2 separate regions of the Homo sapiens genome follow, and region 1 is linked to region 2. A link is a loop called in an ENCODE intact Hi-C map of the cell type or tissue named here. Cell type or tissue: mammary epithelial cell. All regions are shown on one strand. Links, peaks and the distances in the headings refer to the core of each region. The heading gives the core; the rest is flanking DNA.

What was found. A loop is a pair of places that touch in the nucleus more often than their neighbours do. Peaks named below come from ENCODE experiments on the same cell type or tissue, not always from the same donor. Only the 100,000 strongest peaks of a DNase experiment are listed, where the experiment ranks them.
Region 1: it touches region 2 in a loop (2.5-fold over the local background); 1 of 110 quality-filtered maps calls a loop at or near these places.

Annotation. Positions count from the first base shown.
Region 1 is chr5:9,000,039-9,016,792 of GRCh38, forward strand. No RefSeq gene overlaps it. Among named protein-coding and RNA genes, the nearest start is that of MIR4636, 45 kb to the right of the region's middle. RefSeq lists an enhancer at 13,581-14,780. In mammary epithelial cell, for the core only: no CTCF peak of the experiment used is centred there; a DNase peak (open chromatin) is centred at 10,053.
Region 2 is chr5:8,898,433-8,915,186 of GRCh38, forward strand. No RefSeq gene overlaps it. Among named protein-coding and RNA genes, the nearest start is that of LINC02199, 67 kb to the left of the region's middle. In mammary epithelial cell, for the core only: a CTCF peak has its summit at 9,811; DNase peaks (open chromatin) are centred at 6,779, 8,329 and 8,889; H3K27ac peaks cover 3,554 bases.

The DNA.
Region 1 (16,754 bases), core at 5,175-13,174, 100 kb after region 2:
GCCTTTGCTGGTGTGTGGTGATTAGGCCTGGTGGAACTGTCATCAATAAACCAAGTGTGATCAGGTTGAGAAACAGGGAAGGAGGAAATGTAGGGAAATGGGGTGAACGTCAGGTGGATCAGAGAGATGCAGTCATGAGGGTCAGGTGTGGTATCAGGAATAATGTGGGAGGCTGGATTGAAGTCCGGGCCAGGAACAATGGTAATTGTGGGACACTCAACAAAGAGTGAGTACAGCTGAAGGAGCCAGGGAGCAGAAAGTATATGCATCAGGTGTGAGGAAGAAAACAGATTTTAGAAATTATGAGAGCTGTAGAGAGTGAGTTGAGCATAGTTTGTGATTTTAAGGGCCTCTAAAAGTATTAGGATGGCAGTAGCCACTGCATGGAGACATGATGGCCAGCCTAAAACAGTAAGGTCAAGTTGTTTGGACAAAAAGGCTACAGGACGTGATCCCAGTCCTTGTGTAAGTATTCTGACTGCACAGCCCTGCACTTTGGTTGTGTGTAATGAAAAGGGTTGGGATGAGTCAGGGAGAGCTGGGGTGGGGGCAGTCTCTAAAGCTGTCTTCAAGGAACAGAAAGAGGAGTGGGGAAGGATTTAGGATCTATGGGGTCAGCTAGGTTTCCTTTTGTGAGTTTATATAATGGTTTTGTTAGGATGGCAAAACCAGGTATCCAAAGGCAAAAGTATCCAACCATGCCCAGGAAGGAAAGAAGTTGTTGTTTTGTAGAAGGGGTTGGGGTTTGAGAGATTAGTCAGACATGATCAGCAGGGAGAGCACGTGTGTTTTTATGAGAATTATGCTGAGATAGGTAACAGATAACGAAGAAATTTGGGCTTGACTGAAGTAATGGGGTCTGTCTGTTAAGCTTTGCAGCAGTACAACCCAGGTAATTTGCTGAGCCTGATGGTTGTCAGGGTCAGTCCAAGTGAAAGTGAAGAGAGGCTGGGATGAAGGGTGCAAAGGAATAGCAAAGAAAGCATGTTTGAGATCAAGAACAGAATAATGGATTGTGGAGGGAGGTATTGAGGATAGGAGAGTATATGGGTTTGGCACCATGGGGTGGATAGGCAAAACAATTTGGTTGATAAGGCATAGATCCTGAACTAACTTATAAGGCTTGTCTGGTTTTAGCACAGGTGAAATGGGGGAATTGTAAGGAGAGATTATAGGCTTTAAAAGGCCATGCTGTAGCAGGCCAGTGATAAGAGGCTTTAATCCTTTCAAAGCATGCTGTGGGATGGGATTTTGGCATTGAGCGGGGTAAGGGTGATTAGGTTTTAATGAGATGGTAAGGGGTGCATGATCGGTCACCAAGGAGGGAGTAGAGGTGTCTTATACTTGTGGGTTAAGGTGGGGGGATACAAGAGGAGGACACAAAGGAGGCTTTGGATTGGGAAGAAGGGTGGCAATGAGATGCAGCTGTAGTCCAGGAATAGTCAGGGAAGCAGATAATTTAGTTAACGTGTCTCGGCCTAATAAGGGAACTGGGCAGGTGGGGATAACTAAAAAGGAGTGCTTAAAAGAGTATTGTCTAAGTTGGCACAGAGTTGGGGAGTTTTAAGAGGTTTAGAAGCCTGGCTGTCAATACCCACAGCAGTTATGGAGGCAAGGGAAACAGGCCCTTGAAAAGAAGGTAATGTGGACTGGGTAGCCTCCATATTGATTAAGAAGAGGACGGACTTACCCTCCACTGTGAGAGTTATCTAAAGCTCGGCGTCCGTGTTGGTCTACAGGGCTTCCGAGGCGATCAGGCAGCATCAGTCTTCAGCCACTAAACCGAGAAGATCTGAGAAAGAGTCAGTCAGAGAGCCTTGGGCCAGAGTTCCAGGGGCTCTGGGAGTGGCTTCCAGGTGAGTTGAACAGTCCGATTTCCAGTGGGGTCCTGCACAGATGGGACACGGCTTAGGAGGAATCCCGGGCTGCGGGCATTCCTTGGCTTGGTGGCCAGATTTCTGGCACTTGCAGCAAGCTCCTGGGGGAGGCGGTTCTGGAGGAATGCCTGGCCACTGTGATTTAGCCATTTGGAAGTTCTTGTGTGCTGGATATGTGGCTGGGGTTTGTCTCACAGTGGAGGCAAGGAATTGCAACTCAGAAATACGTTGCAACTTGGCTGCCTCTACTCTATAATTGTACACCTTGAAGGCGAGGTTAATTAAGTCCTGTTGTGGGGTTTGAGGGCCGGAATTTAATTTTTGGAGTTTGATTTAATGTCAGGAGCAGATTGGGTAATAAAATATGTATTGAGAATAAGATGGCCTTTTGACCTTTTAGGGTCTAGGGCTGTAAAGCGTCTCAGGATTGCTGCCAAATGAGCCATGAACTGGGCTGGATTTTTATATTTGATGAAAAAGACCTAAACGCTATCTGATTGGGGATAAAGAAAAAGGAACATTAACCTTGACTATGCCTTTAGCTCCAGCCACATTTTTATTATTATTATTATTATACTTTAAGTTTTAGTGTACATGCGCACAACGTGCAGGTTTGTTACATATGTATACATGTGCCATGTTGGTGTGCTGCACCCATTAACTCGTCATTTAGCATTAGGTATATCTCCTAATGCTATCCCTCCCCCCTCCCCCAACCCCACAACAGTCCCCGGTGTGTGATGTTCCCCCTCCTGTGTCCATGTGTTCTCATTGTTCAATTCCTACCTATGAGTGAGAACATGTGGTGTTTGGTTTTTGTCCTTGTGATAGTTTGCTGAGAATGATGGTTTCCACCTTCATCCATGTCCCTACAAAGGACATGAACTCATCATTTTTTATGGCTGCATAGTATCCATGGTGTATATGTGTGATATTTTCTTAATCCAGTCTATCATTGATGGACATTTGGGTTGGTTCCAAGTCTTTGCTATTGTGAATAGTGCCGCAGTAAACATACGTGTGCATGTGTCTTTATAGCATCATGATTTATAACCCTTTGGCTATATACCCAGTAATGGGATGGCTGGGTCAAATGGTATTTCCAGTTCTAGATCCCTGAGGAATCGCCACACTGACTTCCACAATGGTTGAACTAGTTTACAATCCAACCAACAGTGTAAAAGTGTTCCTATTTCTCCACATCCTCTCCAGCACCTGTGGTTTCCTGACTTTTTAATGATTGCCATTCTAACTGGTGTGAGATGGTATCTCACTGTGGTTTTGATTTGCAATGCTCTGATGGCCAGTGATGATGAGCATTTTTTCATGTGTTTTTTGGCTGCATAAATGTCTTCTTTTGAGAAGTGTCTGTTCATATCCTTTGCCCACTTTTTGATGGGGTTGTTTGTTTTTTTCCTGTAAATTTATTTGTGTTCTTTGTAGATTCTGGATATTAGCCCTTTGTCAGATGAGTAAGTTGCAAAAATTTTCTCCCATGTTGTAGGTTGCCTGTTCACTCTGATGGTAGTTTCTTTTACTGTGCAGAAGCTCTTTAGTTTAATTAGATCCCATTTGTCAATTTTGGCTTTTGTTGCCATTGCTTTTGGTGTTTTAGACATGAAGTCCTTGCCCATGCCTATGTCCTGAATGATAATGCCTAGGTTTTCTTCTAGGGTTTTTATGGTTTTAGGTCTAACATTTAAGTCTTTAATCCATCTTGAATTAAGTTTTGCATAAGGTTTAAGGAAGGGATCCAGTTTCAGCTTTCTACATATGGCTAGCCAGTTTTCCCAGTACCATTTATTAATTAGGGAATCCTTTCCCCATTGCTTGTTTTTGTCAGGTTTGTCAAAGATCAGATAGTTGTAGATACGAGGCATTATTTCTGAGGGCTCTGTTCTGTTCCGTTGGTCTATATCTGTGTTTTGGTACAAGTACCATGTTGTGTTGGTCACTGTAGCCTTGTAGTATAGTTTGAAGTCAGGTAGCGTGATGCCTCCAGCTTTGTTCTTTTGGCTTAGGATTGACTTGGCAATGCAGGCTCTTTTTTGGTTCCATATGAACTTTAAAGTAGTTTTTTCCAATTCTGTGAAGAAAGTCATTGGTAGCTTGATGGGGATGGCATTGAATCTATAAATTACCTTGGGCAGTATGGCCATTTTCACGATATTGATTCTTTCTACCCATGAGCATGGAATGTTCTTCCATTTGTTTGTATCCTCTTTTATTTCATTGAGCAGTGGTTTATAGTTCTCCTTGAAGAGGTCCTTCACATCCCTTGCAAGTTGGATTCCTAGGTATTTGATTCTCTTTGAAGCAATTGTGAATGCGAGTTCACTCATGATTTGGCTCTCTGTTTGTCTGTTATTGGTGTATAAGAATGCTTGTGATTTTTGCACATTGATTTTGTATCCTGAGACTTTGCTGAAGTTGCTTATCAGCTTCAGGAGATTTTGGGCTGAGATGATGGGGTTGTCTAGATATACAATCATGTCATCTGCAAACAGGGACAATTTGACTTCCTCTTTTCCTAATCGAATGCCTTTTGTTTCCTTCTCCTGCCTGATTGTCCTGGCCAGTACTTCCAACACTGTGTTGAATAGGAGTGGTGAGAGAGGGCATCCCTGTCTTGTGCCAGTTTTCAAAGGGAATGCTTCCAGTTTTTGTCCATTCAACATGATATTGGCTGTGGGTTTGTCATAGATAGCTCTTATTATTTTGAGATACGTCCAATCAATACCTAATTTATTGAGAGTTTTTAGCATGAAGGGTTGTTGAATTTTGTCAAAGGCCTTTTCTGCATCTATTGAGATAATCATGTGGTTTTTGTCTTTGATTCTGTTTATATGCTGGATTATGTTTATGGATTTTCATATGTTGAACCAGCCTTGCATCCCAGGGATGAAGCCCACTTGATCATGGTGGATAAGCTTTTTGATGTGCTGCTGGATTCAGTTTGCCAGTATTTTATTGAGGATTTTTGCATCAATGTTCATCAAGGATATTGGTCTAAAATTCTCTTTTTTGGTTGTGTCTCTGCCCGGCTTTGGTATCAGGATGATACTGGCCTCATAAAATGAGTTAGGGAGGATTCCCTCTTTTTCTATTGATTGGAATAGTTTCAGAAGGAATGGTACCAACTCCTCCTTGTACCTCTGGTAGAATTCAGCTGTGAATCCATCTGGTCCTGGACTTTTTTTGGTTGGTAAACTATTAATTATTGCCTCAATTTCAGAGCCTGTTATTGGTCTATTCAGAGATTCAACTTCTTCCTGGTTTCGTCGTGGGAGGGTGTATGTGTCAAGGAATTTATCCATTTCTTCTATATTTTCTAGTTGATTTGCGTAGAGGTGTTTATAGTATTCTCTGATGGTAGATTGTATTTCTGTGGGATCGGTGGTGATATCCCCTTTATCATTTTTTATTGCGTCTATTTGATTCTTCTCTCTTTTCTTCTTTATTAGTCTTGCTAGCGGTCTATCAATTTTGTTGATCTTTTCAAAAAACCAGCTCCTGGATTCATTGATTTTTTGAAGTTTTTTATGTGTCTCTATTTCCTTCAGTTCTGCTCTGATCTCAGTTATTTCTTGCCTTCTGCTAGCTTTTGAATGTGTTTGCTCTTGCTTCTCTAGGGTGTCATTAGATCCCTAATGATGTGATGTTAGGGTGTCAATTTTAGATCTTTCCTGCTTTCTCTTGTGGGCATTTAGTGCTATAAATTTCCCTCTACACACTGCTTTGAATGTGTCCCAGAGGTTCTGGTATGTTGTGTCTTTGTTCTGGTTGGTTTCAAAGAACATGTTTATTTCTGCCTTCATTTCGTTATGTACCCAGTAGTCATTCAGGAGCAGGTTGTTCAGTTTCCATGTAGTTGAGAGGTTTTGAGTGAGTTTCTTAATCCTGAGTTCTAGTTTGGTTGCACTGTGGTCTGAGAGACAGTTTGTTATAATTTCTGTTCTTTTACATTTGCTGAGGAGAGCTTTACTTCCAACTATGTGGTCAATTTTGGAATAGCTGTGGTGTGGTGCTGAAAAGAATGTATATTCTGTTGATTTGGGGTGGAGAGTTCTATAGATGTCTATTAGGTCTGCTTGGTGAAGAGCTGAGTTCAATTCCTGGATATCCTTGTTAACTTTGTCTCGTTGATCTGTCTAATGTTGACAGTGGGGTGTTAAAGTCTCCCATTATTATTGTGTGGGAGTCTAAGTCACTTTGTAGGTCACTCAGGACTTGCTTTATGAATCTGGGTGCTCCTGTATTGGGTGCATATATATTTAGGATAATTAGCTCTTCTTGTTGAATTGATCCCTTTACCATTACGTAATGGCCTTCTTGGTCTCTTTTGATCTTTGTTGGTTTAAAGTCTGTTTTATCAGACACTAGGATTGCAACCCCTGCCTTTTTTTGTTTTCCATTTGCTTGATAGATCTTCCTCCATCCCTTTATTTTGAACCTATGTGTGTCTCTGCATGTGAAATGGGTTTCCTGAATACAGCACACTGATGGGTCTTGACTCTTTATCCAATTTGCCAGTCTGTGTCTTTTAAGTGGAGCATTTTGCCCATTTACATTTAAGGTTAATATTGTTATGTGTGAATTTGATCCTGTCATTATGATATTAGCTGGTTATTTTGCTCGTTAGTTGATGCAGTTTCTTCCTAGGCTTGATGGTCTTCACAATTTGGCATGTTTTTGCAGTGGCTGGTACTGGTTGTTCCTTTCCATGTTTAGTACTTCCTTCAGGAGCTCTTTTAGGGCAGGCCTGGTGGTGACAAAATCTCTCAGCATTTGCTTGTCTGTAAAGTATTTCATTTCTCCTTCACTTATGAAGCTTAGTTTGGCTGGATATGAAATTCTGGGTTGAAGATTCTTTTCTTTAAGAATGTTGAATATTGGCCCCCACTCTCTTCTGGCTTGTAGAGTTTCTGCAGAGAGATCAGCCGTTAGTCTGATGGGTATCCTTTTGTGGGTAACCCTACCTTTCTCTCTGGCTGCTCTTAACATTTTTTCCTTCATTTCAACTTTGTGAATCTGACAATTATGTGTCTTGGAGGTGCTCTTCTCGAGGAGTATCTTTGTGGTATTCTCTGTATTTCCTGAATTTGAATGTTGGACAGCCTTGCTAGATTGGGGAAGTTCTCCTGGATAATATCCTGCAGAGTGTTTTCCAACTTGGTTCCATTCTCCCCGTCACTTTCAGGTACACCAATCAGATGTAGATTTGGTCTTTTCACATAGTCCCATATTTCTTGGAGGCTTTGTTCATTTCTTTTTATTCTTTTTTCTCTAAACTTGTCTTCTCGCTTCATTTCATTCATTTCGTCTTCCATCGCTGATACCCTTTCTTCCAGTTGATTTCATTGGCCGCTGAGGCTTGTGCATTCATCACGTAGTTCTCGTGCCATGGTTTTCAGGTCCATCAGGTCCTTTAAGGACTTCTCTGCATTGGTTATTCTAGTTAGCCATTTGTCTAATTTTTTTTTCAAGGTTTTTAACTTCTTTGCCATTGGTTCGAACTTCCTCCTTTAGCTCAAAGTAGTTTGATCTTCTGAAGCCTTTGTCTCTCAACTCATCAAAGTCATTCTCCGTCCAGCTTTGTTCCATTGCTGGTGAGGAGCTGTGTTCCTTTGGAGGAGGGGAGGCGCTCTGATTTTTAGAGTTTCTGGTTTTTCTGCTGTGTTTTTTCCCCCATCTTTGTGGTTTTATCTACCTTTGGTCTTTGATGATGGTGACGTACAGATGGGTTTTTGGTGTGGATGTCCTTTCTGTTGGTTAGTTTTCCTTCTAACAGTCAGGACCCTCAGCTGCAGGTCTGTTGGAGTTTGCTGGAGGTCTCCTCCAGACCCCGTTTGCCTGGGTATCAGCAGCAGTGTCCAGCCACCTTTTTAAGAGTAAATTGCTGGGCAGGTGGGGGAGGGCTAGTCACGGAACGAAACTGTAAGCCAGACTGGGTGTGAGGAGGGGAGGTGGTAGAAGGATTATAGGGTGAAGGAGCGGAGGCTGAGGAAGAATTGGAACTTAGCTTGGCCTGGCAACGAGCAGCCTGAGGAGGAGGAGAAAGATCAGATGGGTCTGTAGAAAAGGAAGACTGGAAAGACTCAGCGACACTTGGGGTTGGGACTGAGGGGACAGGCAGGAGGGAAAGAAGGATTTGGGAGGAATCACATTGGGAACAGAGACTAGGGAAGGAAAGAAGTGTGAAAAATGCCTGGACGTAAGGCACCTCAGACCATTTGCCCATTTTTCAACAAAAATTATTTAGGTCTCATAGGATGGAGAAATTGAAAGTGCCATTTTCTGGCCACTTAGAGCCATTGTCAGTTTGTATTGGGGCCAAGTGGTGTTGCAGAAGAAAATAAGGCATTTAGGTTTTAGGTCAGGTGTGAGTTGAAGAGGTTTTAAGTTCTTGAAAACACAGGCTAATGGAGAAGAAGGAGGAATGAAGGGTGGAAGGTTGCCCATAGTGAAGGAAGCAAGCCCAGAGAAAAGAGAGAGTAGAGACACGGAGGGAAGGGGTTTGGGGGTTCTTACCCTCCAGAAAAGTGGGAAAGGGGTCAGGGTGTAGAAATAAGGGTTTGGGGCACACAGATAAGATGTTGGGGCACGGAAATAAGGGATGGGGCAAAGAGATAAGAGGTCGGGGCACAGAAATAAGGGATCAGGGCTCAGAGATAAGAGGTTGGGGTGTGGAAATAATGGATTGGGGTACAGAGATAAGAGGTCGGGATATGGAAATAAGGGATTGGGGGTTCTTGCCCCCTAGAAAAGTGGGACTTGCTGCTAAGGGTGAAGGAGGAGGGGCTGAGGGGTTCTTGCCCCTCCCCCAGAAAAGCAGAGAAGGGGTAGAGACATGGAGAGAAGGGGTTGGGGTACTTGCCCCTCCCCCAGAAAAGTGGGACTTGCCACTAAGGGTGAAAGACCAAGGCAGGCTTCCCTGCATGGTCTGACACCTCTGAAACGTGGGTGAATAATCAGAGAGGCGTCCTTGCAATTTTTAAACACCAAGAGAATGCTGCCTTCCCAGTCCGTGACTGGCACCGGAGTTTTGGGTCCACGGATAAAACGTGTCTCCTTTGTCTCTACCAGAAAATGAAAGGAATTGAAATTAAGAGAAGGGAAAGATTGAAGTGTGGTGCCAAGATTGAAAGGAGAAAGAGGTTGAGGGATAGTGAGGGAGGTTGGAGAAGAGAGTAAAAAGAGGCCACTTACTGGATTTGAAATTGGTGAGATGTTTCTTGGGCTGGTCAGTCTGAGGACCTGAGGTCATAGGTGGATCTTTCTCACAGAGCAAAAAGCAGGAGTACAGGGGATTGATCTCCCAAGGGAGGTCCCCTGATCCAAGTCATGGCACCAAATTTCACTCATGTTCGTGTGAAGCAGGGCATGGAAATAAGGAATTGGGGTGCAGAGATAAGAGGTTGGGGTGCAGAAATAAGGGATTTGGGGTTCTTGCCCCCTAGAAAAGCGGGACTTGCCACTAAGGATGAAGGAGAAGGGGTTGAGAGGTTCTTGCCCCTCCCCCAGAAAAGCAGAGAAGGGGTAGAGACATGGAGAGAAGGGGTTGGGGTACTTGCCCCTCCCCCAGAAAAGCGGGACTTGCCACTAAGGGTGAAGGAGAAGGGGTTGAGTGGTTCTTGCCTTTTCACGCAGTTGTGCTGTAGTTATTGCATCGGGTCTATGAATGGACTATGGCTTCCCGGTGATGGCTTCCAGGGTGCCAATTCTTCCAGAGGCAACAATGTGATTTACAGATTTAGATTGCTAGGGAATCTAAATCCCTGGGCCATGGATAATAGCAAAGAAAGTCACACCTGTCTCACACCAAAGCCATACCAGCTCCACCTTTAACCTTTAACTGTTCTACATATTTGTGGTTCACTTTTTGGTTTTGTTTTGTTTTGTTTTCAAGAGAAAGAAGTGCTACTGAACAAAATCACTGTTCAGGAATAAAAGTTGTTTTTGTTTTTTTCTTTTTGTTTTGTTGGAAAGATAGCTAAAGCTTTTCATTGTAGGGCTCCTCCTGATCTTGCTAACTTCCTTCTTTTCTTCTCTTCTCTCCCCATAAACAAGCTCCATTCCTATCAGACTCACCTCTTTACTACCAGCCACTGCAACATGCCACAAGCATTTACATACCTTTTCATTGGCTAATACTCTTTCCTTTGCATAAAATGTACAACCCCGATTTTCAACATCTGCCCTTCAGTAAGTACTTGCTCCATTCCTGCGTTTTCAGGCAAGTGGCCAATTATTCTTCATTTCCCTCGTGATGGGCATAGCCACTTCACAATAAAGCCTTGAGAATACTTTTCCTTGATCATTTCCCCAAAGTTGCACAGAGTAGACTTCGATCTTCCACACCACATGAATCCTCAAGTAGTCCTGCACACCTGAAAACACTCAGCAAAGAGTGGGGCTGCTCACTGGTAATTAATAAACTCATTTAAGTTTGGTGACCTTGCTAGTGCCCTCAGCTGCATGAGCACATCTGTTCCACCCCAACCAACTCCTGCCACTCCCTCAGGGTGAACTGGGTCGGAGAATGTTGGCATGTCTGCTGGATATGACATGTGAATGTGCATGAGTAAACTCTGAATTTATGGAAGAATGGCATCACGTAGCCATGTCTTTGAACACAGTAATACAATCACTGCATGTGTAGGGAGCGGTTCTGAAAACCTTTTTATAAAAGCAGAGATGACATGGGAAAATGGCTGGATTAATGAGGGCCAGCATGATAGACATTTTAAACGTTTTATTAGGCTTTAAAAATGCCTGTGCCAAGGTGTGTTCAGCATTTATTAAGAAATACCCAAATAAATGCTTCTCTTTTCTTATTTCTCTTCTCATTCAGTCATATCTTCTTGTCTTCATATAATGGAGGTCACTTGTCAAATCAAGATAATTGGAAGAAGAAACACAAACTAAATTATTTCAAAAATGTTCCAGTTGTTTCACTTTCAAAACAATCAGCGAGGCTCTTTCTAGGCCCAGGATCATGGGTCTTACCTACATCCCTAGACTGATCTTCCACAATTCAGTGTGGTGGCTATCCTCACCCTCATTCTCAAAAAAATTCTCATCTCATGGCTTTTGGTCATCTGACTAAGGCCCCACCACTGGACAGCCAAGGCTGGATTGGCAATCAGCTCTGCTGCCTGGAAACTGGTGCCACCCCTGGTCACCAAGGTGGCAGTGGACATGGCTCTACCCTATGGGAAAAATGGAATCCATGCAAGAACATTCCAAATACTTCAGTATTGGCTGGTCATGAGTTTCTAGACTTTTGATTCTGTTATTGGTAGCTCTCCCTTTGGGCTGAAACACAATATGTAAAAACACATTTACATTTACTTTGTTTTCTAAAAAAATTATTTTTCCATTACCTTCAAACACCAGATTCAGCAAAAGATGCTCTGTATTTATGTTTTTGTGTGCAATTAAAATATACCAAATCATGAGGCCGGGCGTGGTGGCTCATGCCTGTAATCCCCACACTTTGGGAGGCCGAGGCGGGTGGATAACGAGGTCAGGAGATCGAGACCATCCTGGCTAACATGGTGAAACCCCGTCTCTACTAAAACTACAAAAAATTAGCCGGGCATGGTGGCGGGTGCCTGTAGTCCAGCTACTCAGGAGGCTGAGGCAGGAGAATGGCGTGAACCCAAGAGGCGGAACTTGCAGTGAGCTGAGATCGCGCCACTGCACTCCAGCCTGGGCGATAGGGGGAGACTCCTCTCAAAAAATAAAATAAAATAATAAAATATTACCAAATCATTTTAGGATCTTACTGCAAATAAAACTTGTGCCCTTCAGTTCCAGCTGACTTAACTCTTTCATATATTTCACACTAGTAGCCTCTCTACCCAGTAAAATGCTTTGGGAACTCCTACCATCCCCACCATCTGAAGTTTGGTATATTTGAAAAACTCTCCCATTTATAATTTCTGTAAAACTTTTGAAAAAATATTAATCAGTGAAAAATCAAACTCAATGATCAAATGGGAAAAAGCATATCCTGGTATGAAATACGTTTTTGCTGGCAGATTTTTCTTCTCATTCTTGAGTAGCTTGTGTGGTCTGTTAACGACCTTACCCTCCATTTTCTGAAGGAAAGTTCAGAGGTTGTATTTCTGTTCTTTTTACCTTTTATGGTTTCCCAACATTATCTCATTTGGTAAAAGAAAAATATACCAGAAAAAAACTATTACCATAACAAGCAAAAAGCTACCTGCCAAACTCTTTCCTTCTCTGATCACAAAAGCAGAGAGCCCAAGATAAACAACAACCATGACTACTGACCAAGGAAAATACATTTTTTTCATAATTTTTGAAAAAATTGAAGTACCTCACTGTCTTTTTTTCAACAATACAATCTAGTAATGAGAATGTTACCTTAAATGTACAGAAAGCCATTCTTCATAAGAGCTAAAAGAGTATTTTGTGTTTGAACAATTCCTTCCATCTTCCAGGGAAGCCAGGAAACGACTTTGCTCTAAGGAGTTGCCATGTACTCCTGTACTCCACAGAACAGAGCAACCAAGGATCTAAATGGAGAATCAGTCTTCACAATGGCACTTCTGTTATGGATAATCATAACTTGCTTGTGTTTTACGGAACCCTTAATCAATCCCCAAAATAGACTTCTGACCAACCTGACTCTCCATTTCCCTGCTATGGAAACATATCTGTTCTGGTATTTACTCAGTTTGAAATCACATTTCCTTTATTCAAATGCTATGGGATTTAAAAGAATGTTCAACATCCCAATTGCCACAAGGAGTTTTAATAAAGTATCATATATTTAAAGGTTATTTACATCATTTTTCAGATTTTATAAAAGCAATAATAACAATGACTTATATTTGTTGAGCACTTGCTAGGCAGTCAAGCATTTTTCTTAGTGTCATATGGATTAACTCAATAATCATCAAGATAAACCTGTAATCTAAGATGTTCTTATTATCCCCATTTTACACATGAGAAACTGAGTCATAGTAAATGCAAACAGCCCCCAGATCACCCAAACAGTAATGGACAGAGACACTAGCAAAACTCAGCCCACACCTCCTCTCTGCCATAGGATGTCCAGGTCCTTTGAAAGGGAATCATCCACAGCTGCCTTAGTCAACACTGGCATCCAATTATCCAGCCTGAACCTTGCACCTAGGAGTACAGAGATGGAGTATCCTCAGATTAAAGTCTCAGGAGCATCAGGAGTTCTCATTCCCACATGGTCATGTGGTTTTCTAAAATGTGATCAATTAAATGATTTTAGCTGCAGTTAAAACTTTCTCCAACTTTCTTTATATCACATATTCCCTGGAGGTAGGTGATGTTGGAATGGCTATGGGCATCTCTGGGAGGTTCTAAGGGGAAACTGAGATTGGGATAGATTTAGTTTAGGTTTAGAGAAATGCATGCATGTGGCTTGCAGACACTGCCACGTGCAGTAAAGTTTCTGTGGGCCATCTTGCAGTAGCACGGGAGTCCTCAACGTCCATGTGTCATGTCATTAATGTGCTGATGTGAAGAGGCAAGATCAGAGGCGCTGTCCTCCAGAGCATGGCCCCTGAAGTACGTGAACGGTAAAGCTAGTCTGTGGAGTTAATTATCCTAATCTCTTAGCTCATACATGAATGAAAGTTGATAGGAGTGTTCCAAAATTTGACAAAAATACCAAATATTTACATGTGATTATACATAACAAGCTGTAATTGATACAAATAAAAAACACACATTTACATCTGATTATACATAACAAGCTGTAATTGATATAAATAAATCAACCTTAATTAACAATTATTTTCTATTCAGGCAATAAAAAAAGGCTATCATATGATAGAAAAGTCAAAGTATACACAAATAAGAAACATAATAAAGACATGTCTGGCAGTTAACACAAATATTGTTATTCCTTGAAATTATTAGATATATAGTTTCTATCAGATTTTTTAAAGTGAAGTTTGTTGTGATTTCTTTTCCAAAACTAAAATCCACATTTCTACTGGACTTTTTTAGTGTTCATTTTATATTTCTTTTCTTTCAAAAGGCTGTCTGAATTAAGCTTCAGATACTTTAAAAATGACCTATCCCTATGAGTATGGGCTAAAAAATGTATGTGTCAGAAGTTGAGTCAAAATGACTAGAAGTTCATGAAAAATGTTGCTCTAAATTCAGAATCAGGCCTGCCTTAGTCAGTCCAGACTGCTATAACAAAATACCATAGACTTCTTTGGGAGGCTGAGGCTGGCAGATCACAAGGTCATGAGTTAGAGACCATCCTGGCCAACATGGTGAAACCCTGTCTCTACTAAAAATACAAAAATTAGCTGGGCGTAGTGGCATGTGCATGTAATCCCAGCTACGTGGGAGGCTGAGGCAGGAGAATCACCTGGATCAGGGAGTCAGAGGTTGCAGTGAGCTGAGATCGTGCCATTGCATTCCAGCCTGGTGACAGAGCGAGACTGCATCTCAAAAAAAAAACACAAAGAATAAAAACAACAACAACAAAAACATAGATTTAACAAAATACCATGACTTAAACAGCACTTAATTCTCACAGTTCTGGAGAGTGGGAAGTCCAAAATGAAGCGCCTGGCAGATGGTGTCTGGTGAGAGCTCATTTCCTGCCTTGTGGAGGGCCATCCTCTCACCGTGTCCTCCCATGATGGAGAGCAGAGAGAGCTCCTGGAGCATCTTCTATAAGGGCTGCACCATCCTGACCTAATCACCTTCCAGGTCTCACCTCTTAATACTATAACCTTGGGGGTAAAATTCAACACGTGAATTTGTGGGAGACATAAGCACCCAGTCCATAACTGAGCCTCTCCAGCTGGCACACTTACTTGTGAGTGTGTATTCCCCGGGCCCACTGGGCAAATGTGAGCAGCTCATAGATTCAGAATGGAGCCCCTCAAGCTGCTGTCCTTACCTGTGCAAGTGTGCACACCTGGTGAGCCCTTCTCTCTGTCCCTTGCCCACTGAGCAAATATCTCCCGAGCACCTTCTAGGTATAGGGCTCTCAGCAGGCCCAAGGAAGGGCAATCAAAGAAAGACAGAGGCTGTCCTTGCCTCCTCAGGCTTAGGGTATAAAGGACAGGACTTTCATCACAGGATCACACAGAGAAATACTGATAGCCTCAAGGATTGCTGGGAAGGAAAGGTGCCCAGGGCGCTGTAGCGGAGCCCCTTTCTTTTTGGCAACTTTCTCTTCTCTTGAGGAACTTTCTCTTCTCTTGAGGAAGTTACTTAATTACCAGAGCGCAGACTGATTCTCCACCTATCTGTCTTTCAGGCTCTCTCTACCGCTGTGTCTCTACCTGTGTCTCTCTCTCTGTTTTATTCTCTCCATTCCCCTCTCCTTCCCTTTTTCTCTCCCTCAGGCTGACATTTTAAAGGACTTCAGATGACTTTAAACACTTTAGGGAACAGGTGTTCAGACTGTGATAGGAAAGTTTTGATTTAGCCTTAAGCAGCCTTGACTTTGCTGTGTGACTTTACAGATGTCACCAAGTGATCTTCATTCTTACAGAGGACAGTCACGCCTTACTTCGCAACCCACATGGGCTATTACAAGGATTCCATTCCTTAAGAGATAACGTGTGCTTTAAAAGATTTAAATCTATCTATCTATCAATCAATCATTATATATTATAGTTAGTACTATCAAGGGCATGTGGAAATTTTAAAAATTTTTCTCTTCAAAAAATTTAAAAAGAAAATAATAAGCTAAATGTTTTAGAGAAAATGAATACATACCACAAGAGTGTGGGAGAAAACATTTCAGAATATGTGATCTTAATTATCTTAAACCATTAAAATGTGAAACATTCCAAAGACCTAACCCCATCTCAAAGAGCAAACTGTTCAGGAAATTACTGTCAGCTCCAGCGTGACCCCATCACTCTGCCCCGGGCTTCCTGTGGTGGCATAACTCTAACCACATTCTGTTATGTTTAATTCTTAGGGTCTCATTTTTTCTAATTATATTGAGAATTTTCTGAGAGCAGGGAATTGAATCCTTTTCCTATTTGCATTATCACTGTAACTCATGAATTTTAAAATGTTTATGGATTTGAACTGACTGTCTGCCACTCCTTGGTACACCCCTAGTTAGAAGCAGTGAGCTTTCCAGCATCTTTTTCCCATATAGCCATTATATTCGTCCTCTGGGGCTGCTGTAACAAAATACCACAGACTGGATGGTTTAACAATAGACATGTTTTCACAATTCTGGATGTTGGAAGTCCACAATCTAGATGCCAGCAAGTTAAGTTTCTTGCGAGGGGACTCTTACTGGCCTGAAAAATGCCACCTTCTCTCTCTGTCCTCTTGTCATCTTTCCTCAGCACAGGGAGAGACAGGGAGGGGCATGAATGAGTGAAAAAGCACAAACAAGCTCTCTTGTGTCTCTTCTTATAAGGAAATTAATCCTATTGGTTCAGGGTTCTACCCTGATGTTCTAATTTGACCTCAGTTTATTCCTCTGAGGTCCCATCTCTGAATACAGCCACACTAGGGATTAGGGCTTTCACATATATATGTGGAGGGTGGGAGCACAAATTTCCAGCCCATAACAGCTAAGCTGGCCAAACCAGATGTAAGATTATATTTTCAGTTCACATCGAGACTTGCCTGTGTGCCTCCATTTGTACTGCTCCAGGCACTTGGATGACACAAGTTGGTTTACAAATTTTCCCAGATTTATTCAGGTCAAAATGCCACCACTCAGAGGCAGAGCCAGACAAAAACCTTATAATTGCTGAGGGCTGGTCTTGCACCAAGCATTTGGCCTTTTTTTTTTTTTTCTGTATTATTCTTTCCTTAAGACAACTTCAGTTCCTCTCCCTGTCTGTAACCACAGATTCACATTTC
Region 2 (16,754 bases), core at 5,480-13,479:
AGATGAGATGGTTCACACCTGTATTCCCAGCACTTTGGGAGGCCAAAGCCGGAGGTTCACTTGAAGCCTGGATTTCAAGACCAGCCTAGACAACATAGTGAGGTCCAGTCTCTACAAACAAAATTAAAAAAAAAAAAATAGCAAGTGTGGTGGTGTATGCCTGTAGTCCTAGCTGCTCAGGAGGCTGAAGTGGGAGGATCACTTGAGCCCAGGAGGTGGAGGTTGCAGTGAGCTATGATCATGCCATTGCCCTCCAGCCTGGGTGACTGAGCACAACCCTGTCTCTATAGTAACAAAAAAGGAAAGAAAGAAATTAGAAAAATATAAGCAAACTAAACCAAAAGAAAGCAAAGAAAAGAATAAAAATTAGAGCAGAAATTAACCACATAGAGAACTAAAAATCTGGGAAAAATCAACAAACCCTAAAGTGTATTCTGTTCTTTGAAAAAAAATTAAAATGACAAACTTTCAGCTAGACTAATCAAGAAACAAAGAAAAGATGCATGCTGGACCAGATAACCTCACTGCTGAATTCTATCAAATATTTAAGAAATATTAACACAAATCCACCATAAAATCTAACAAAAAAACAGAAGGAACATTTTCTATCTCATTCTTTGAGGCCAGTGTTACTCTGACACCAGAACAAAGGACATTACAAGAAAAGAAAACTACAATCTAATATTCCAAATTAATAGGGAGAAGATGCAGATCTCCAATATGGAGCTTCAAATAAATTGTTTACATACTCCAGTCTGAAGGAGAGGAATCATGACTCTATAGTCATTAAGTTTGAGCTGCAAACAGTGACTTCCTTCCGAAGACTGCCATATGGAAAGAAGGAATAAATAGAGTAACTTTGCAAAAGAGAAACCTTATAAACACTACATTGGCCTGGTGATCAACGTCAGTATTAACAGTTATAAGTCATGTTTAAAGCATGGACCCTTGATACAATAAAAATGGTGTTTTACTTCTGTAATCTTCCCCCCAAAAGCCCATAATCCCAATCTAACCATCAGAAAATCATCAGATAAATTCTAATATAGACGGATATCCCATAATATGCATGAGCAGTATTCCTCAAAACTGTCAGTGTCATCAAATACAAAGAAAATCTGAGAAAATATCACACCCAAGAGAAGCTAAAGGAGACATAATAACCATTAAATGTAACATGATGTCCTATATCTCGGAAAAGAAAAAAAAAGGTAAAAACTAAAGAAATCTGAATACATAATGGCTTTTAGTTAATGATTTATAATATTGTATGAAAAATGTACTGTCCTAATGCAAGACGTTTATAATAGGAGATACTGTGTGCAAGAATGTGTAGGGGAATTGAATATGGAAACTGCTAACTGCTCAATTTTTCTGTCAACATAAAATTGTTACAAAAACTAAGGTCTATTCATAAAATTTATTTAAACACTTTAAAATGGGTAAAAGGTTTGAATAGACATTTCTCCATAGAAGATACACAGCTGGCTCATGAAAGATGCTCAGCATTGTTAGTCATTAGGGAAATTCAAATCAACACTGTAACAAAATGCCATCTCACATCACATCCACTAGGAGGGCTATAATAATTTTTTACGTGAAAAATAATAAGTGTTTGGAAGGATGTGGAGAAGTCAGAATGCTCATATGTTGCTGGCTACATTGCTGAATCTGAAGTGATGCAACCTGTATGGAACACAATTCGGCAGTTCCTCAAACCCTCAAACATGGAGTTACCACATGACCCTAAAATTCCATTCCTAAGTATATACCCAAAGAAATGGAAAACATATGTTTAGACAAAAACCTGTACGTAAATGTTCATAATAGTATTACTATAATAGTCAAAAGAAGAAAACAACACACATGTTCAGCAACTGAAGAATAAAACACTTTTTAATGTGTTCTATTGATGCAATGGAATATTATTCAGCTATAAACATGAGTGATGTACTGATACATGCTACATGAAGAAACCTTGAAAATATTACACTCAGTGAAAGAAGCCAGGTATACAAGGCCACAAATTGTATGATTCCACTTCTGTGAAATCTATAAAGACAGAGTAGGTTAGTTGTTGCCAGGGGCAAAAGGAGGGGGACATAGGGAGTGGCTGCTAATGAGCATGGCTTGTTTTGAAAGCAGAGTGATGAAATTTTTCTAAAAAAAGATTGTACTGATGGTAGTCCAACCTTGGGAGTGTGCTAAAAATAGCTGATATGTACACTTTACAGTGATAAATTTTGTGGTATGTAAATTATACCTCAATTAAAAAAACTTTTATAAGGGGCATAGCGTATAGGAAATTCCGAAGTGAGTTTATGGAGGAAAACAGTGATTACACTGTGGAGGTTGGCTTAGACTAGATCATAAAAAAATTTTATATCCATCCTAAACTAAAATTTTACTTAATTGAAAATTAAGAGAAATGTTTTTAACAGGAGAGTAGAATGATCAGGAATGAGTTTTAGATACTCATTGTCAGGGTAGAGTGACAGAGAAGGAGACTAGAAGCAGGGGCAACAGTTGGGGGCTCATTGCAATCGTCCTAGTGGGAGACAACGAGAGTGTGAACTAAGATGAGACAGAGCAGCTGAAGGGTCAGGAGAGTAGAGTGCACTGGCCACAGACACTGGGCATGTCTATTAAGAAAGGGGAAGAATCAAAGATCCCTGGAAATTCCTGTCTTAAGGCCTGGAAGACAAGGTGAATGGACATGCTATGATCCCAGGAGGGGCTTATGAAAGGAAGAATTATTTGGGTGGGGAAGTGAGTAGATACACTGTGGACATGTTGAGACTGAGGTGCTTATAGTATATCTGGGTAAAGATATCCAGTTGATGGTTGAATATTTCTGTCTATATTTCAATAAAGGTATCTAAGCTGGAAATATGATCCTACATCTATAGTTATATAATTATAATTTTATATCTCTAACCTATAATATAATTTTAAACCTATCATTATCCTGTAACTGGTAATTAAAGTCACCAGAATCCTTCACCTTACCAATTAAGTCACTTAATTTGAGATAAGTTATGTGAACTCTCAGGGCACTAAAATATACCAGACACAGACAAGTGTCAGGAAATTCACAGAAAAGAAACACTAGCACTGAGACCCCAGGAGAAGAAAACACATAATCTAGGGTTGCCCCATCCTATCCCCAAATCCACTGCTTGATTGCATCCTACTCTCTCTTCACCACATATTCTAAAAAAAAATTTTATGCTGATGCATAATAAATAGTGGGAATTTTAAACAATTTTCTTGTTTCAGGAGCAAGTTTATCAGCTTAGATGTCTTGGACATTGCCTAGATACACTGACAAGTGTTTGAAACTACTATTACTTTAGGGCAGCATATAATAATCTTACAAAGCAAGCCACACCTCATGACGAGATCATTTCTTATATAGTCCCAAGGCATGGGACTAAATTCCTGATTCTACCAATTAGAGAAAAAGCCTTTGCACCTGTCTATGTCTGCAGAGTGACCAGCTTTGATATGCATGTGTATGTTGGAGGTGGGAGAATTGTTTTATCTTATTTTACTTAATTTCTTGTTTCATCTACCCTGGATGCCTTTCTGTAAATTATTAGATATTCCCATAACAGACCACTGAATGACACATTATCATGGAATGAGAATTTTTAAAAATACTTTTGTCATTTCGTTACATGTAAGAGAATAAATTACTGGCATCTTATGCGAATGATGAAAAAAAGATGCTCAAAATATATTCCAGAGCAATTTATACTCACACTAATAAATCTATGGAAAAGTAAGACAACGTTGCTTCTAGAAAGAAGCATCTAATATTTTATAATATAATAAATGAACCATTCATTGAAATGAATATTACTCAGATAAAATAAAAGGTGCATAGAGGGCTGGAAGCCATGAAGAAAACAGCCATAAAAACAGATTATGTGGTAAGAGAGGTCAGCTTTTCTTTCTTCCCTCAAGCAATCATTGTATTGAAAGCACCTAGATTTCACCAACAATAAATGTAAATTTCAATTATTAGAGGTTGACAGGGGCCCATCTGGGGAGTCATTAGCAACAAAGTCATTCATTCATTCATTACACTCACACAAGTAATAAAAATGGATATCCCAGCTTGATTCCTGCAGTTATTGTTTTATAATAGAATTGGAAAGACAATATGACAGAGGTAGATAGGCCAGTGAGAAAGACCACTAACCTTGGAATTCAATCACCCATGCTCAAATCTCACTACTGCCAATGGCGTAAATCACTCAAGCAGAGTTTCAGTTTTCTCCTCCCTAAAATAGGTATAATATTTTTTGCCCTACTTCTCCTTAAATGTTGTTTTGGAAGCTAAATAAGACTATGTACTACTTTAAAAGTGTATTAGTCCATTTTCGTGCTGCTGATAAAAACATACCCAAGACTGGGCAATTTACAAAATAAACAGGTTTATTGGACTTACAGTTCCACATGGCTGGGGAGGCCTCATAATCATGGCAGAAGGCAAGGAGGAGCAAGTCACATCTTGCATGGATGGCAGCAGGCAAAGAGAAAGAGCTTGTGCAGAAAATCTCCCGTTTTTAAAACCATCAGATCTCATGAGACTCACTCACCATCAAGAGGACAGTGCAGGAAAGACCCACCCCCATAATTCAATCACCTCCCACCAGGTCCTCACAGGACACACAGGAATTGTGGGAGTTACAATTCAAGATGAAATTTGGGTGGGGACACAGCCAAACCATATCAAAAAAGGAATAGTCATTTCTAAAGTATGGTGCCATTAGTGTTAATTTGATCGTCAGAAGATGAGTGTTGGGAGTGCACTTAACCAATCATGGAACACTGTCGTTTCTAGTGCCGAGCATGGTGTACTGGATTAAGAATAAAATCAGTTACATGTGCATTTTGTCTTGCAACACTTGCTGTGGCAAAAGTTGCTTTTTTCTACTTCACTTAAGTTAAATCTGCTCTGACCCTCGCCTGCCTAGGAATTGGGAAATCCAGTCTCAATCACTATTCCTGTTGTATACTCACTGCTCCCTCCCCGTGCAGGTTGTACAAGATCCTGCTGGTCTGTGCTGCCATAAGCCGGCCTCGGCAATGATCTCAACTAAGTTCACAATGTCCTCTTAGAGCTGCAGACAGAGATGGAGCGTGTGTGCTCCATTAGAATCAAGGGTTTCCCTTCTCTGTGGCAACCATGGGTTTTTATCAAACACCTTTGAGTTCAGCCTCCTGATTTTGTGCATTCGATCACAGTGCACATCAACTCAATGCATCCCAGAACTTTCAGAATCTCCCATCCTTCTCATGCCCTAAGTTCAGAGACAGCCTTCTCTCCTATCCTGAGTCAGTCACTTCTGCTGCCTCAGCTCTAAGCAGCCATCTCAGGTCTAGAAAACTCAGGACAATGGCCTCCAGTGAGCTGGAAGCACAGAAACTATTTCCCCCTCGTAACTCATCCTCAAAGCCTCAGGCCTTCACAACCAGAAAGAGAGCCATTAAATAAAAAGGTAGGAGCCGGAGATGGTGCTGCTTTATTCTTTGATAATGAAGCTCTGGCTCCCGTACCATTTGCACCACCAAAAACAATTAAATAAATAGCACTAGTTAGTTTCTTCTCTCTTTAATAACTCACACAGTCACACGCATATAGAGACAGGCACATGCATATACATGTAATTTATTGCCTACTGAGTACCTATCTATTTCTTAAGTAGTTCCTCCTACCAGTTCTAATTTTATTCAAGTGGTCTTTATATTCAGGTAATTTATCAGAAGCAGGTTCTATCCACACATTCATTATTCACCATTCACTCATTTAGCAACCCTTCTACCACCCTTATTTTGTTCTAGATATTTTTTCAAATATTGATTCAATAACTCACAACCCTTTGTAGGTGTGTCCCCCCAAATAATCTAAACAACAAGATTTAGTCCATTCTCATTGCCAGTGTTGAGATCTGGATGGGAGACCTAGCAGCATCTGGGCCAATGAAATATAAAGAGAAGTTTCCCACTGGCTTCATGGGAAGTTCCCATTGCTCCCCTGGGAGAATGCTCAGGAGCAGCTCTCTGCATCCCCAGGTGTGAGAATGCTTCGAGTCCCGGGTCCTGATAACTCCATACTCAGGGAAACAGCCCTGCTCGGAACTGGACTGTGCCACGGGGACTGAAGAGACAGAGAGTATGGATCCCCTATGGCCCAACTGAGCAAGAGAACCCATCAGCACCAAGGCGAGTGGGGCACTTGTATCTCCAGGGTGTGACCTCAGGGTCACTTCTTTACTCCCTCACTAAGCAGTTAGCAGTAGGTTCTACCTTCAATCTGCTGGAAATACTCCCACTTGTTCGACAAGCCCTCCAAGCTGAGAGAATCAGGTTGTTTCTAATTATGTGGACAATGTACAGTGATAGAGATAAGTGCCTGGTAGAAGTTGACTTTACATAGCAGACCTTGTCCCAAAGAGCAGCTTCCCTTTTAATTATGGGCAGATGTTTCCATAATTTGACTCTTCCTCGGTCTTAACACTTAAGTAGGTAAGAAAAATTATTCCATGGGACATGGTCAATATGCAAATGAATGACAATACTCACACAATCAATTATAATTAAATTTATCATGCTTCCAGCTTTCTCTGATTTATTATGGAAAGATAACTTGTCAGAAGAGTTTGAACTAATTATAGAGTAGAATTTTGGTCTCCAGTTTCTTTCCCTGAGGCATTATTGAAGTCAGCCAGTGGCAGTGATTTAAAATGCATTCCATTTGGAAGCCTGCCAGAGGAACGCCCTACTCTTACAGAAGTAAGAGGCAATGAAACAACTCCGTATTTTCAAAGGCCTCTTTCAAATTGTATATCAGCAAAATTCCTGGAAAATGTGTTTAGAATTCAGCCACCAAATGTGTTGGTTCTTGTCTGGTCACATTTCCAAGGTACTTGTTGAACCAACACACATCTTCCCAAAGTCACAGATGAAGTGTCTCAACTTCCATCAGTGTAAAAAGGCAAAGTGGAGCTCACAATGTATGGCTTGTACCAATTGGCAAGAACTGGGGGCACATTAATTCTCATCTTTCCACCTCAGTTCCCTTTTTTTGTAAAATGGCAATAAACCTCTCTGTTTAAAGATTTATGAAAATTAAATGAGACTGTATTTCTAACACTAAGTACCATGACTGTCTCATAGGAGGTATGCAAGAACTATTTGTGTTCTCCTCTTTTTCTAAAAGTTCAAAAAATAACATTCACCCAGTCTACTATTCAAGTTCCTCCTGAACTGGGCTCCCGTTTACCCTTTAATCTCATCTTGAACTTCTCTCCTAGGTCCTGCCTTTCTCTGTGAAGCCATCTCTATACATCTTCCAATCACTATGCATTACCCCAACAATCCACGCCTCTGTCCTTGCTTCTCTCCCTGCCAGGCAGGCTTCACCCTCCTCTCAGCACTCACGGACCTTGGAAGCCCAGTTTGCAGCCTGCATCTTCACGAAGGCCTCTGCCTGCTACAGACTCCATGGGCTCTGCCTTCATTGTGAAGCGCACTTCTGTTCTGCGCCGTTCTCCCTCAGAGGTTGTTTCCCCCTCACCTGCTGTCCCACAGTGTTATTCAACTTCAGATGCCTGGCTTCCCAGCGGCTGGACACTAGGCTTCTTGAGGGAGGGAGGCACAGTATCATGCCCTATAACACAGTGGCCACAGGAGATTAGTTGCCCCTCTCTACCCACTGAGGTTTTACTCCTCAACTGTGCCCCACTGGGAAAGTGGACAAACTAATTCATCTTCTCTCTCATTACTTTGATAATTGGGCAGAGTATTCTTTATTAAACATGGCATAATTGAATAAGATAATGCCTTTCTTAATTTGAACCTGTCTATTTACAAATTACAAAATTAAATTATATGATCAAAATCAATATAAATGGTTTCAGAACAAGTAGTTTGACTTTGAAACTATTTTCAGAATGAACAAGAGCAACTGGGTCATTCTGCAAGTGTAGCGCCTTTGTGGGTGTATGCAACAGCTCGCCCTGGCACTGTGACAGGCCAGGCTGTGTGGCACTGACGTTAATGGCAAGAGATGGGGATCCAGAACACCTGGGCTCTAACCACGTCCTGCCACTAACTGGTCATGTAACTTCAGCTTCTTAATTAACCTCAACCAAGACCCTCATCTGTAAAATATGATGATAATAGCGCCTACCTCATAGGGTTGTTTTGCGTGGGGATCAAATGAGTGCATACACCTGGAGCGCTTGCAGCAGAGTCTCGCACGTGGAGTTTGCTCATTAACCCCAGAGCTCCGCATTGGGCAATGATGGAATGATGTCTACTAGGGGCAAGGCACGGATGATTCACCACCACAAAGCTCACAAAGAGGGAAACAGGACAGAAAAATCTGGAAACGGGCACTCCCTGGTATAAGCAAAATCCCACAGCTGTCCACCATTGACAGCAAATGGGTTCCCAAAACAATAGAGACTGAAAGTAGTAATTATATTTTAAATATTTTATATGATACAATTTGATTTCTTTCAATTTATATTTTTATTAGTGACACGATTCCTCTAGTGAACTACAAAACTTGTAACTATTAAACTTAAAGAGCAAACTGCCTAATCTTAATTTCAGTCAGATTATCTCATCTATACATCATGCTTTAGTAGAAAATATGTTAACCTGGACTCTAAATTCAGCATGAAAAGTTACGGCCACATTTTCCTCCCAAAACCTCAGTGTCTTTATTTAAAGCAACACAAACCGAACACCTACCTTCACTACTTAATGAATTTTTTGAGAGTTTGAATTGAAATAATTTATGGGAAAGATGTGAGTCACCTTAAACCACTGTAGAGGCACAAAGGCCTATTAGGAAGCTGAATTTACAACATAGAGTTTAAATTAAAAATTTCTGAGTCACAGGTATTCAATGTGTCATCTGTTCAAAGTTTACATAAAGCAAGAGGTTATTATTTTAGTCTGGTTATGATGTTAGCTTTTTGGAATTCACATTTAAATCAAACTGGACAGTAGGATGGAATCTGGACTTTTTTTTTCAAATCTCCTTCAATTATTAATAGATCGATATTGCTATGTGTGTTTGTGTGTAAGAATAAAACACATAGTCATATACGTTAATGTCAGCACTTCCTGGAAAAACCACGGCTTAAAAGCACGTACTTCTGCTGGAAAACATAGATTCAACAATTGTTTAACAGACTATAAGAAAGCACTTGATATCAGATTATTTACTCCTCCTACTACTCCGGGCGACCTGTAGCCACTTGGCTTTCCCTGCATGGGGTACCGTGGTGACAGGAGTGCCATGGCTGTGGGTTTCTCTCCCATTTACCTGCCATGACCAGGGGACATGAGAAAGGAGTTGGGGAGACCCCACAGCAAAGCAGCACTGTTCCTCTCTGTAACTCATTGCTCTCTCCTCAGTAGAGAAGTCGCTGGGGAGGTGAAGAATTCTTTAACCTCTATTTCCTCATCTATGGAATGAGGATGATGGGACCAGCCATCACAGAACAGAAGTAAGAATTAAATGATAATTCAGGGAAAAAGTTGTTGGAATCCTTCATCTCTGTGTTCTCTTCCCTCGGTGCCTCCCTGGACACAGGTCCCGTGACTACAGGTAGTGGAAGTATGCAGGATGCCCTGTGCTAGGTCTGGAAACGTCAAAAGGAGCATCTCCATGGAAAAGCTTGCAGTTTTATTTCTTTGTTTTCTGTGAGCGCTTTTTAGAGCTCCAGACTTCTTAGCGCCTCCTTAGGGTTGGCACAAGAGTGAGGGAGACATAGGAGCAGTTCAGCTTCTCTCCACCGGGGGCAGCAGAGAGTCCACCCCAACAACTCTAAAGTGGAGATATTTTTCCTCTGTAAGAAAGAAATTGAGAAGGATAGGTGACTTTCCCAGTGTCACAGAGAGAGTGCACATGACTCATGGTTGGCTGGGTTTAGACTGGATCTTTTGGAACATCCTGCATGTCTTTGGCAAAAAGGAGACCAGCCCACCTCCAGGCACCTGGTCACCTGGGCATGAGATGAAAGAGGGGATATGGGTTTGTCACTCCTTGGAGCCACAAAGCTTGTGCTTGAGGAGAGTATCTCCTTAGTTGGAACATACAAAGGGGCCTGTCCTTCTTCCTATCCAGAGCTTTAGCACTCTTCTCTCCAGTGACGTGGAACCACCGGAGGCATCTGAACCAGCTAAGGGATGCCCAACTTCTGTAGCTCAGAATGACTTGACAGGTGGCCCACTGGAGTGGAAGTTTGATGAACTGACCTCTCAGCAAAGCCATTCACCTGGTAAAATACTATATTCTCCATCATATAGCATGCCTTCGTCTTTGCCAAAACATTTCTTGTTCAGTACTAGTGCATGACTCTACTGCAGGGATTCTGTTTCATTGTTGAAAAGGAACAAAAGAAATATTCATGTAGTGAATTTGAAACTACAGAAAACTGGACTATTTAATGGTATTTACTTCAACATTTATCATAAAACAACTAAATCTATTCTGAATGTCATAAGAGGATGTTGTCCTGGAAAAATTTACTTTCTAGTTTATCTTATTTATGACAAGGATTTGTTGGCAGCAATGAAAGTCTTTCAAAACAAGAGTATAATGATTTGTAACTCAGCCGAGTTCAGAAGTCCTGGTTTAGTAAGATGCAATTAAAGTATAGATCCTCATTAGATGGTATTCCTCAAAATGGTTTACAAATCCAAATGGACAAGCAATTGTTTCATCCATGTATTGTTATTATTAAATATTTATGATTGAATTTTTGATTTAAATGTATCTCAGTTGCATGCATTGAGGAACACTTTTCATAACTGGGAAAAACAAATACTACACAATTTGGATATTATGATGTGAATGTTTTAATAGATTTTCAGAATACTGTGATTTCTCAGAGGTGATATTTATAGCTTAATATAAATTCTGAACACAATATGTCAGATGTGTGACATTAAGCATATGTACTTATACTTAAATATTAATCTAAGGTGTGTGATACCAGGTAACAGGAAGAGTAGATAAAGATATGTCCAGGGTGGCGAAGTTATGACACAGAAAACATAAAACCCCTTCTGTAGACATCACACAGAAATTGTGCCAACTCCATGGAGAGATAAGAACAGTAACCTTTACATCTTCACAAAAATGAGGCAGTAATAGTGCACAAAAATTGTGTACTTAGCGTTTGCCAGGCATCGTGCTAAGGATTTTACATGCATGTCTTATTTAGTCATTAGGATATTTTGGGGAAAGAAAGGCAGAGCTCAGCAACAGGGAGGAGTGGTGGACCTGGCTAAATGAAGTGGTACCAAAAAGTACCATGTTTTGGTTGCTAGGACATTCTCTACCATCCAGGAAGAATTTTCTGCAAAGTGAGAGTTTCTTGGTGGTCAGAGTATGCATGCTAAAGACTTTTGATTATTCTGAGCAGCCAGTAAATTAGTATGGTGTAGTGATAATGAGTAATAACAGAGAAAATGTATTCAGGAGTAGGGGTAATTAAATAGGACTAGGTCATAAAAGAAAGGTGAGGACTTCCTCCTCTGCAGTCAACTAAATCCTGAGGTTAGAAAGATGCATCAAGTCGAATCCTGCTATTGTTCTATCATATGTACAACAGGGTCAACGGTTAATTGAAGTAGAAGCTGAGGATTTTATTTTACTTTTTAAGTTTAGGTCAAACAGTGTTTCTGTGCATGGCTAATGGAGTGTTTTGGGAGATAGATAGTTAAATTGTAGTTCATTGCATATGTACCCTAAGGGAACACTAAATAAACTATACTCTAGGTAGAATCATGAATGTACTTTGAAATATGTTTAATACTACAATTAATACAAGCAAGACAAAAGTAAAACTGGGCCAATTGTTTCACCTCCTCATCCAGCTGGCCGTGATTTTTAAATATTAATTTCTTTTTTGGCACTCACTTTCATTATCTATAAAATTAGGGCAGTTGAATTATTATGTCCCTTTAGGAAGAAGATCCCATGGCCCTGAAACCTCTCTTCCTTGACAGAGAGTTTTATGAGTGCTACACAGAAAATGTCACAAAATATGTGTCCTGCTTAATAGGTGAATTTTGTTTTCATGTTGTACTCTACCATTCCCAGGAAAAGGAGATTGACACACTTACCTCTAAGGAGAAGTAATCAAAAATAGTGGAAAATGAGAGGTCTTCAGAATGGGACCTGAAGACCCCAGAGAGATCCTGTGTCTCTTCCAGGCAGTATGCAACATCAAAGCAAAAAGAATTCAATGACATTATTTGCCTTTTCCACTTTCATTCTGTTGTAGTTAGACTTGAGTTCGCTGGAGGATACATCATGTGATGTCATCATCAGTCTGATAACAGAATGTGTGTCTGTGTATTCATGTGTATTCTAGAGCATTCTAATGTATTACATTTAGAGTATTCTTACGTTCAGTGTCAGAGATTAACTAGTTTGTTCTCAGTACTCCTACCATCTTGTTCTTTCTATCTTTGTTTATACCTGCTAAATTTTCTTTAGCCTCATTACTGTTCAGTACGTAATTTTCCCAAATCTGGTGATTTTTCTTAGTTGTACGGAGAAACACAAGAAGCAAGTATAATTTTTGTCTCATTTTGCAATATAACTTTTTGGAAAACATATTTAAATTTTTTAAGTTTATTTATACTATTATTTATTTTAGAACCTAGTAATGTATTATTGTAAAATACAAGATAATTAATTTGTATTCTATTCAAGGATTCAGCATTGGCTTTAGAAGGGATTATAATACTTCTATCATCTATGTCTAAAGAGACTCTTCAGAGTTGACTTATCAGAGAGTTCTCTAACTTATTAAAGGACATACTCTACTAAAAAATGGGTAAAACTATATATAAGAAATTGAAATATGATGAAAGCTATTTTCTGCTGGCATTATAAATGTTAATAATTTACTATAATCTTATGCAATGGAACCTTTTGAATAATGTTATGGTACCAGGTAAGTCGTAGCATCACTTTGAGATCAATCAATCAAAGAATAAAGAAAAGGAAGTTGAATATGCTAACCAGAGCTATGATGAACTCTTTCAGATCCATGAATAATTATTTGTTACAGACTTGCATACCACAAATAAGAAAGCGAGGGCAGCATTTTCCAAGGTGAGCTATTGCATTGTTTTGGCTGAAGGACCACATGCAATAGCTGAGGCACACTGCTGAATGCCTGCTGGATGAAAATGCAACATAAGAACCAGGGCCACTTTCCCACCATACAGTAACTTGTTGATTCAAGCATTTTGCTGAAAACCCAAAGTCTCAGGGTAATATCTCGTCAACAGAATTTCCCTTTGCCTTACAAATGGCTCAATGTGTACATGTGGCGGGACTTGTTATTTTGCTTGCATTGGTCCAATATGAGAAACAATCATCGGGAAATATTTTCTACCATGTGAGTGCCTAACAAAAACATCAAGTGGTGCTGAAATATTCCAAGTATCAAATAACCATTTTGAGATACCTTGGTTTATCCCAGAATTGTGTTGATGTTTTTATTGATGATGCAAAAAGCAATGGTGGCTTATGGATCAAGGCAATGGCACAAAACTCTGTAGGCAGCAGTTATATTCCTCCCCACCACATACTCCCACTAAAGAAAACAAATAAGTTATACTTAACGAATGCATCAAAAATTATTACAATTAATGTACTAGGGCTCTCTAGAGGGACAGAACTAATAGAACTAATAGAATTCACATGCACATTTATTAAGGAGTTTATTAAGGAGAATTGACTCACATGATAACAAGGTGAAGTCCCAAGATAGGCAGTCTGCAAGTTGAGGAGCAAGGAAGCCAGTAGTGACTCAGTCTGAGTCCCAAAACCTCAAAAGTAGGGCAGCCAACAGTGCAGCCTTCAGTCTGTGGTGGAAGGCCTGAGAGCCCCTGGCAAACCACTGCTGTAAGTCCAAGAGTCTAAAGACAAGAACTTGCAGCCTGATGTTCTAGGGCAGGAAGCATCCAGCATGGGAGAAAGGTAAAGGCGGGAAGACTCAGCGAGTCCACTCTTTTCCCCTTCTTCTGCCTGCTTTTCCTAGCCACGCTGGCAGCTGAGGGGATAGTGTCCACCCAGATTAAGGGTGGGCCAGCCTCTCCCAGTCCACTGACTCAAATGTTCATCTCCTCTAGCAACACCCTCACAGACACACCCAGGAACAGTACTTTGCATCCTTCAATACAATCAATTTGACACTTTATTAACTATCACAATTATCAAATCTCAACCCTTTAGTATTCATCCTTTTAAAAATATTTTACCTGTTAAAATGAGAAATTCAGTGATTATCTCAAGATAAGTCAGTTGTGTGATTACTTGAGTTGCAAATTGTACAAGCCATTTTTTCCAGAAACCACCTTTTATATTTGAAAGAAGGGCAGACAAACTATGGTTATTTAAACATAAATATTTGGCAGATTTTTTCTTTAAAATGTATAAAGTAAGCCATTAGCACCAAGGGAAACAGCTGATAATACATGTTTTCAATGATAAAATCTGAGCTTTCAAGTGAAAATTAGAGTTTTGGGAAAGTTACAGCTGACACTTTGAGTTTGGCTGCTTCTTAATACTTAAGCCATACTTCGTATGAGATTGGAGATCATATTCACAAATGTGATTTTGTGTGCATGTTATATTTATAATATGGAATATATAAATAGACATAACATTTATAAACAAAAGCTCTTTTGGAAAACTCATTAATATTTTAAGAATACAAAGGGGCTCTGAAACCCAAAACTTAGAAAACATGAGTAGTCTATTGTTGCAGGAAAACAAGATCAGAAGATGTGAAAAATAAATTCTGGTCAGAACAATCAGAATAGAGATCATTTTCTTTCTTATTTAAATTCAGCTAAGAGATTTCACAAGCACTTTATTGAGGAGGGTCTAGAATTCTGTATTATCACAAACAGGTATTTTTTTTTAATATGGAGCCACTTTACCATGACTGTAATTGAACCAGTATTCTATAAACTGCTTGAGAAAAACCAGACCTCATTGTATGATGTGGGCTCAGACCAACCTTGGGAAACCCAGGCTCACCAGGCACATGGGTATCATGGCCACTGAAAGCCTAGATGTAAGTCCTGGCCCTACCCACAACCATTCTGTCACTTATACAAGTTGCACCCGCTGCCAGTTTCCTCATCATTAAAGCTGGCGTAATAGCAGCACCTAATTCATAGGGTTGTTAGGGCAATGAATATGCAGCAACGTCCTGACAAGAGTACCCAAAAGAAAGTGAAACCTGACAAATGCTCTCTGCCTGCAGCATGCTCGTGCCCAGAGTGAACAAAAACAGAAGATATCTGTGTTTGAGAAAAGCAGTGGTTCTCAAACTTGACTGTGTTTGAGAATCCCCATCAGGACTCTCCAGGCCCTTCACAATCTTATTCCTAGTTCTTCTTCCAGCCTGAGTTCCCACCATTGTATGAACAGACTGTGATCTCAGCAAATTCCCATGCTCAGTTGTTCCCATTCCTGGGCTCATGCCCTTCCATGCTCCAGTTTTGTGCAGTTAAGATGGAGCAGCCTTTCTGTGTCTGGCTTATTTTAGGTTCACCTATGTTGTCCCAAAGAACAGGATTTCCTTCTTTTTGAAACCTGTATAATATTCTATTGTGCTTATATATACCACAATTTTATTATGTCATACATCCATGCATACCTAGGTTGATTCCTGTATTAGTCCATTCTTGCATTGCTATAAAGAACTACCTGAGACTGGGTGATTTATAAAGAAAAGAGGTTTAATTGATGCACAGTTCCACAGGTTGTACAGGAAGAATGACCGGGAGGCTTCAGAAAACATAATCATGAAAGAAGCTAAAGAGGAAACAGGCACATGGGTGGAGCAGTAGGAAGAGAGCAAAGTGGGAGGTGCTACTCACTTTTAAACAACAAGATTTTGTGAGAAATCACTCACTACTACAAGAACAGCAAGGGGGAAATCCACCCTCATGATCCAATCACCTCCCACCAGGCCACTTCTCCAACACTGGGGATAACAACTGGACATGAGATTTGGGTGGGGACACAAATCCAAACCATATCAATTCCTTGACTTGGCTATTGTGAATAGTGCTGCAATAAACATGAGGGTGCAGATATCACTTCAACACACTGATTTCATTCATTCCCTTTGGATATATATTCAGAAGTGGAATTGCTCCATCTCATGAGAGCTCTAACTTTAACTTTTTTTGAGGAGCCTCCATAGTATTTTCCATAATGGCTCCACCAGTTTATATTCCCACCAATGAGGTACAAAGGTTCCATTTTCTCCACACCTTTGTGAATCTTGTTATCTCCTGTTGTTTTTTCATAATAGCCATCCTAACTGGTGTGAGGAGATATCTGATCATGATGGTGGGAGGAAATGGGGGGATGTTGGTCAAAGTGTACAAATTTGAGAACAAGTTATAAGACGAACAAGTCCTGGGGGTGTAAGGTACAGCAGGGATGATGATGGATGTGTACATTAACTTGACTGTGATAACCATTACACAATGTATACCTATATCAAATCATCGCATTGTGCACTTTGAATGTCTTCACTTTTTGTTTTTCAATTAAGTATTTCAAATAAATAGATAGAGTAGCCATGTATTTCTTTCAGGAAGTCTCATTCACAGTCAGAATCAGTACTGCTTTCTGCTGATGCATCGTTACCTTCTGTGGTTCCTTTGTTATAGGT